Regions from separate parts of the Homo sapiens genome. Here all the other regions are linked to region 2. Evidence: read pairs that join two places in POLR2A ChIA-PET (ENCODE). Cell type or tissue: CD4-positive, alpha-beta T cell. All regions are shown on one strand.

Region 1 (2,500 bases), 52 kb before region 2:
TCCACAGTGACACACACAGCCTTGATCCACAAAGAGTTTAGTTCAGTGAAGGAGAAATAGATATAAAAAACAAATCACAACTCAGTATTTGCCATAGCTAAAAGAAGAGGAGACCTAGGGAAACACACACAACTCATATTATTCATGAATATATCAGAGAAAACATAAATACCTTTAGGAATTTGCTACAGAGCTCAGTTTGGCTTTGAAAGTGGAAGGAGACGGCGTTTGCCCAGTGCTGGGAGTCAGCCCCTTCAGGGACAGCCTGGCCTGCACAGAGCCAGATCCAATGATTCACTGATGCAGGAATATGAAGACCTGGCCACTTAGGCCCAACTCTGTACAACTTGAAAGGGCACATTCCAACTCCAGAGCACCCTGTGGGGTCAGCCTATATCAGGGCTCCACTTTCCCTCTGACCAGCCAGCTTCCTGACCCTTCCACATGAACTGCAGGGGATCCTTAATAAACAGTCTGCATGCTAAACCCCATGTGAGGGTCTGCTCACCGGGAAACCCAATCTGTAGTGAAGGCAGAGTAGGGGTGAGGCCCCCTGGGCCAGAAGCAATGGGAGGTAGAAGACTTTGTCTGCCAATTAAAATCCACTGTTGACATCACCTGGGAGCTTCCACAGAGGCAGATCTCAGCCATGCTTATTTCCTGGTATGACCCACGGATCTTTCTTTTCCTTGGAGTATAACTGACTCATTGCTTGCCAAATGTAGTTGTAGGATTTATTGTTCTCTCCCAGGGGTAACCGTCCATGCTAAGCCACATTAGATGCCTTGGCTCTTGATTGAAGCCCATGCTGCCTCCTTGCTGGGGCATTGTAAAAGCCCGCTCAAGTCCCCCAAGTATCAGCCGTCATGCCTACATTGCTTTCATCTGAAAATTTTACAAGATGAACTTTATTGTTCAGACCATTCATGAAAATACAGTTATATCGGCACAGAAAATGGCCTGTGAGTCAATCTATTTGATACAGTATTTCAAATGAAATAGTCTCCATGTAAGTCTGACTGTTTAATATAGTTTTGAGTTCTATTTTTACTTGCTAACTTCAAACTTTTATTGGACTTATAAGAACCCATTACTTGGGTAATTTAACCATATCTGACTTAAACAATTTATCAAACAATTTCTCTGGCCAAATGTAGTGTTTTAAGTTGTAGAGAAAGTTAAAATTAATCTTGACCTAAAATTTTTACAATATTCCTGTAGATAAATTGTCATATCTTCTTGTTTCTTAAACCAGGATGGAAAATTGTTGGTGAGGACCTTTATTTATCAGAAAGTATGCTGCCCCACTCAGTTTTTCAGCCTCCTTGCCTCTTCTCCCGCTGACAAACTCCCTCTTGGATCAAACTTTAGCCAGGCTTCTCTGTGCCCTCTTCTCAATTAGGCCTCAAACTTGACCTGCTGAGCTAGTTTTAGAAAAGGCCTCCTTGGCTGGGCACGGCGGCTCACACCTGTAATCCCAGCACTTTGGGAGGCTGAGGCTAGCAGATCATGAGGTCAAGAGATCGAGACCGTCCTGGCCAGCATGGTGAAACCCCGTCTCCTCTACCAAAATTACAAAAATTAGCTGGGCGTAGTGGCACGCTCCTGTAGTCCCAGCTACTTGGGAGGCTGAGACACGAGAATCGCTTGAACCTGGGAGGTGGGGGTTGAAGTGAGCCGAGATCTCACCACCGCACTCCAGCCTGGTGACAGAGTGAGACTCCATCTAAAAAAAAAAAAAAAAGAAAAAAAGAAAAGAAAAGAAAGAAAAGACCTCCTATGTTAGTTTGTCACAAATCTCCTCAGCCTTGATATCTGATCAAGTTCCTCATCCCTCACTCTTGATACCTAAGTTCTTGGCCTGCTTTCAGCAAGAATTCTGTTAAGTTAGTTTACCCTTGAGATCTAATCAAGCTCTTTTTAGTAATTTTCCCCACTGACCCCTCACTCTGCTTGTTGGTATAAACCCTCCACCATCCCTGCTGAGTTTGGAATTGGACCCATCTCTTTCCCCCGCTGCAACAGTCTCAGGGAAGCCTTCTTGCCATGTTTAGCAAGTGGCCGGTGCGTAATTCCTCTCTAACTTTTCCTTGATGAAGCCCGTGGTTCTCAAGCTCTAGGAGATATAGACCCCTCACAGAGGCATGTGCCTTTCTTGCTGGTGGAGCGCAGGTGCACATCCACATGTGGCCCAGGCATCCGTGAAGAGGCCTACTCACTGGCACGTCTCCATACCTGCACTGACTCCATTTATGTATTTAAGGGCAGAGAAATGCAAAGCCAAGCCAGGAAGAGCATTCACTCTTTTGACACAAGCAGGGGTGTCTCTGGGTGGAAACAGAACCAGACAAATCTCAAGGTGGGTGAGTGTGATGCCCTCTCCTCCTCTTCTCTACTCAGCAGCCTCCCTGATGCAAGCTCTCTTCCTTTCTACCTTCCTGTCAATACTTCCAAGACTGTCAGTGGGCACACCTCGAGTGCGTGATTCACCCCAGGCTGA
Region 2 (2,500 bases):
AGAATGGAACTCCATCTCAAAAAATAAAATATAAATAAATAAATAATAAAAATAAAATTTATTGTAATAATTAAAAATTTGATAGAAAGCATTAGCCAAGACAATAAGCCAATCCATCAACCTCAAGAAAGCCAGGCAAAATCTTTCGAATTTCTTTAATACACTTGTCATGATGATATTGGGGAAGCCTGGCTTGAAATCCAAGTGGCCTTCTCCAATTCTTAGCCCTGTCACTTTTTACCAGGGTTTGAGCTTTGATAGTTTGCTTAACATAACTGGGTCTTGATTTCATGGAGAAAATGCTACATGTTAGATAGAGGTTTCATGGGAATAAATTGAAATACTGCATGCATGACACCCAAGGGGCATCCGACACAGAGAAAATACCTGAAGCTTAGTCCTCTCCCCAACCCCTCTCCTCCCTGTACTTTGCTTTATGGTATTGAGTCCTGAGTTTATCTCTGTGAAACACTGTTGCAAATAGACTTCTAATTCCAGATGGTTGCCTAAACTCAAGAAATCCTATTCTTTTGTTCCAAAAAGTTATAATGCTTTAGATATATCAAAAAAGAAAAATAGCCCATAGCCCAGCTACGATGAGTAGGAACACTCAATATTGTAACGATAAGCTCCTCAAATGCAATCACAACCAAAACCCCAACAAGCTTTCCATTGTGTATGTGGTTGTAGGTTTCTAAAACTTAATGGATGAGTAAAGTAAGGTTGGAAAAGACAGTCCTGAAAAAGAAATAGAAAGTAGAGAGAGTTACTACACCAGATACTATTAAGCTGCAGTAATGAAGACTACAGAGGTATTTGTTCAGGACTGATGAGCTGATGATGGAGCAGAAGGAAGCCCAAAACAGGCTCACACAAATAGATGCACTGCAGGCCCCTGGGGGAGGAAAGGACTGCTTCGTAGGTGGAGGTAGACAATCAGTGATCTGTATAGAAAAGTGAAATAGAATACCATCACTGCAGACGCAAAAATGAAAGGAAGGAAAAGGTATGGTAGATTATCCTGTGCTAAGAAATAGCTGGAAAATCTTACTGATGTGGCACAGCAAAATGTATTTCTTGTTCATGCCACTTTTGCTTTGGCTCCCAGAACTCTCCAGGGCCACCTTCTCGGGGCTGCAGCCCATCACTCCAGGAGGTGCTGATCTTGTGGCAGCTCCACGTCAACACATGCTTCCCCAGATGTGGCAGCCATGGGCGTGAGCACAGGAAATCACGCGCTGACTCGTAAACACTTCCTGGAACTGACACATGTACCCTTTTACTTGTTTCACTGGCCAGAGTAATTTACAAGAGCTTCCTGTCTGAAAATCAACTACTGCTACACACAGCAACAAGGACTGATCATAGAAACACTTTGTTAAGGGAGGAAAAATAAGAAATAGGTCCCTGGAGAAACATACTTTAATAGTATTTCAATATATTTTTAAAATTTAAAATAAATATTACTTAAACATACATATATGAAGGTTAGACTTATGTATTCAAAAAAGAGAACGGCGAAACCAAAATTCAGAGAGATGCTGACCTCTGTGGCTGGAGTGAGGGGAGATGCACACAGGTGGAGATGAGCTATTGGAATTGTTCCAGTCCTCAAGGAAGCTCTGCTCAATGAGGCGGAGGAAAGGCGACAATTCCAAGGGGAACAGCCAAAGCCGACAAAAGTAACATATTTTGCAGGAAATTGAGATAATTCAAAAGAGATCATTTTCAAAGCTCCAAAACATCATCACAAGTATTTGAGAAACTATATCCTTAAGACAAGGACAGGCTGCGGGGAAAGAATCAAGGACAAGAAAATATTCTTGGTAGTTAAAATTAGTATTTCTGAAGTTCAAATAAAATTATTGGTAAGGCTGAAAGACAAAGCCCTCTAGGACTATAAATAAAAAAGTAAAGATGATGGAAAATGGGAGAAAATATTTGGAAATCCCAATTCAAAATATTCAAAAACCATAAACACTGAAGTATAAATACAGGGACCGATAAATGTCCCAAGAATTAAAGGAGGGCACTCATCACACATTTTCCAGAGTATGTGTGTTGCCTGGAATGGTGTGGCCTCTAAGTCTACAGACTCAGCTGCTCATTTCAACAATATTTTGTTTTACTACCACTTGGATACATTATTTCTGTTCTATTTCTTCTGTTCTCATCTTCGTGAAACCTGATCAGTGCATTTATGGGTCTGTCTCTGATATTTTATAATATCTACCTGAATTTCTATTTATCTTTTAACTTTTTTTTTCAGTTGATACATATTAGCTGTACGTATTTATCTGTTAACTGATTTTATGGAGTAATGATATTTGTGATTTATTGAGCATCTTAGAGAACTGTGTGTTTACATTCATTCTCCTTTGGTTAATTTCACTTCTGATGTATGTTTTTATTTGATTTTGCGTTCATTGTTTTTTTTGTTGTTGTTGTTTGCAATATGTATGCACAGATCATTTCAGCTTGTTTCTCGTTGCTGAACAGG
Region 3 (2,500 bases), 120 kb after region 2:
AAAGGGAACACTTATACACTGTTGGTGAGAGTGTAAATTAGTTCAGCCATTGTGGAAAGCAGTATGGCAATTTCTCAAAGAGCACATCTTAGAATGCTAAATAGATGAGTGACAAAATGAATAGAGGGAAAGCTGTTAGGCTTGGAGATAACCAAAAGAAAAAAAGAAGTGATATGTCTTCCTTCCATTGCTCTTGACAGAGCCAGTGCTTGCTGCCTTGGCCCCTGTGTTGCTGCCATCAGCCTGAGGCTCAGAGTGACCACAACATGGTTCAGAGCCCCCAACACACATGCATCAATCTGTGAGAATAGCAGTCACAATAATGGAGTTTTATGTTGCTGTCATAAGCCACTGATATTTCAGGTTTTTGTGTTATGACTGCACAACTCAGCCCATCCTGGTTAATGCAACAGTCTCTACATAAAGAAAATTGGGGCTCAGAAAGATTAAGAAATATTCCGAGGATTGTACACTGGGCCCTTTCCAATTTTGCTTGCCTAATAAGGATATATGCTCTGCTTTTGACAAACAAGATATAGACAAATGGAGGGCAAAAAGTTTTCCTTTCTTAAAAATTTTTATTTCAGGTTTAGGGTTACATGTGAAGGTTTGTTACATACATAAACATGTGTCATGGGGGTTTATTGTGCATATTCTTACATCACCCACATAATAATCTTGGTACCCAATGGTTATTTTTCTGCTCCTCTTCCTCCTCCCACCCTCCCCTTTCAAGTAGACCCTAGTATCTGTTGTTTCCTTATTTGTGTTCATAAGTTCTCATCATTTAGCTCCCACCTATAAGTGAGAACATGTGGTATTTGGTTTTCTGTTCCTGTGTTAGTTTGCTAAGGATGATAGCCTCCAGCTCCATTCATGTTCCCACAAAAGAGAGGATTTAATTCTTTTTTATGGCTGTATAATATTCCATTGTGTATCAGCATCACATTTCCTTTATTCAGTCTGTCATTGATGGGAATTTAGGTTCATTCCATGTATTTGCTATTATTAGACCTCTATGAAAAAGGCAATAAAAGATAGAGTTCTATTAATGACTTGGAATCTTGAATAACCTTTTCTGCCTTCTATTCAACTTTCTTTTATTTAGACATCATTACATCTGCCTTCTAAGTAAATACCAAAATTTTATGAGGCATTATACAGAAATTACTTGGTGTGGCTTGTATTTCTGTTCATATTTTTGAAAGTACCTCCAGAAATAATGCTTTTATACTTTGCCTGCTTTTGCTCCTTTGTTATAAAGTAAGCTGATGTGAATTCCTTTTCCCTCTAAACTTATTTTCAAGTTGTATAAAGTTTACAAATTTAACTCTTTAAGTTATTTGTGAATGTATTCATTCATTTACATATTACTGATGTCTTGTGTAAGGCAAAGAAGGAGAAAATAGATTAAAAAATTCAAAATGCAAGAGAAGGAGTTTCCACAAGATGGCTGAATAGGAAGAGCTCTGATCTACAGCTCCCAGAGTGAGCGACACAGAAGACGGGTGATTTCTGCATTTCCATCTGAGGTACCGGGTTCATCTCACTACGGAGTGCCAGACAGTGGGCACAGGACAGTGGGTGCAGCGCTCTGTTCGCGAGCCGAAGCAGGGCGAGGCATTGCCTCACTTGGGAAGTGCAAGGGGTCAGGGAGTTCCCTTTCCTACTCAAGGAAAGGGGTGACAGACAGCACCTGGAAAATTGGGTCACTCCTACCCGAATACTGTGCTTTTCCGACTGGCTTAGGAAATGGAGCACCAGGAGATTACATCCTGCACCTGGCTCAGAGGGTCCTACGCCCACGGAGTCTCGCTGATTGCTAGCACAGCAGTCTGAGATCAAACTGCAAGGCGGCAGTGAGGCTGGGGGAGGGGTGCCCGCCATTGCCCAGGCTCCCTTAGGTAAACAAAGCAGCCAGGAAGCTCGAATTGGGTGGAGCCCACCACAGCTCAAGGAGGCCTGCCTGCCTCTGTAGGCTCCACCTCTGGGGGCAGGGCACAGACAAACAAAAAGACAGCAGTAACCTCTGCAGACTTAAATGTCCGTGTCTGACAGCTTTGAAGAGAGCAGTGGTTCTCCCAGCACGCAGCTGGAGATCTGAGAACGGGCAGACTGCCTCCTCAAGTGGGTCCCTGACCCCTGACCCCCGAGCAGCCTAACTGGGAGGCACCCCCCAGTAGGGGCAGACTGACACCTCACGTGGCCGGGTACTCCTCTGAGACAAAACTTCCAGAGGAACGATCAGACAGCAGCATTCACAGTTCACAAAAATCCGCGGTTCTGCAGACACCACTGCTGATACCCAGGCAAACAGGGTCTGGAGTGGACTTCTAGCAAACTCCAACAGACCTGCAGCTGAGGGTCCTGTCTGTTAGAAGGAAAACTAACAAACAGAAAGGACATCCACACCAAAAACCCATCTGTACATCACCAGCATCAAAGACCAAAAGTAGATAAAACCACAAAGATGGGGAAAAAACAGAGCAGAAAAACTGGA

Evidence for each region. ChIA-PET counts read pairs that join two places held together with the same protein. Peaks named below come from ENCODE experiments on the same cell type or tissue, not always from the same donor. Only the 100,000 strongest peaks of a DNase experiment are listed, where the experiment ranks them.
Region 1: POLR2A ChIA-PET joins it to region 2 with 6 read pairs; 5 of 35 experiments call an interaction of 5 or more read pairs at or near these places.
Region 3: POLR2A ChIA-PET joins it to region 2 with 5 read pairs; 2 of 35 experiments call an interaction of 5 or more read pairs at or near these places.

Annotation. Positions count from the first base shown.
Region 1 is chr20:24,078,027-24,080,526 of GRCh38, reverse strand. No RefSeq gene overlaps it. Among named protein-coding and RNA genes, the nearest start is that of WAKMAR1, 33 kb to the left of the region's middle. In CD4-positive, alpha-beta T cell, no CTCF peak of the experiment used is centred here; no DNase peak of the experiment used is centred here.
Region 2 is chr20:24,026,170-24,028,669 of GRCh38, reverse strand. No RefSeq gene overlaps it. Among named protein-coding and RNA genes, the nearest start is that of GGTLC1, 39 kb to the right of the region's middle. In CD4-positive, alpha-beta T cell, no CTCF peak of the experiment used is centred here; a DNase peak (open chromatin) is centred at 1,219; H3K4me3 peaks cover 538 bases; H3K27ac peaks cover 1,722 bases.
Region 3 is chr20:23,901,937-23,904,436 of GRCh38, reverse strand. No RefSeq gene overlaps it. Among named protein-coding and RNA genes, the nearest start is that of CST5, 23 kb to the right of the region's middle. In CD4-positive, alpha-beta T cell, no CTCF peak of the experiment used is centred here; no DNase peak of the experiment used is centred here; H3K4me3 peaks cover 419 bases.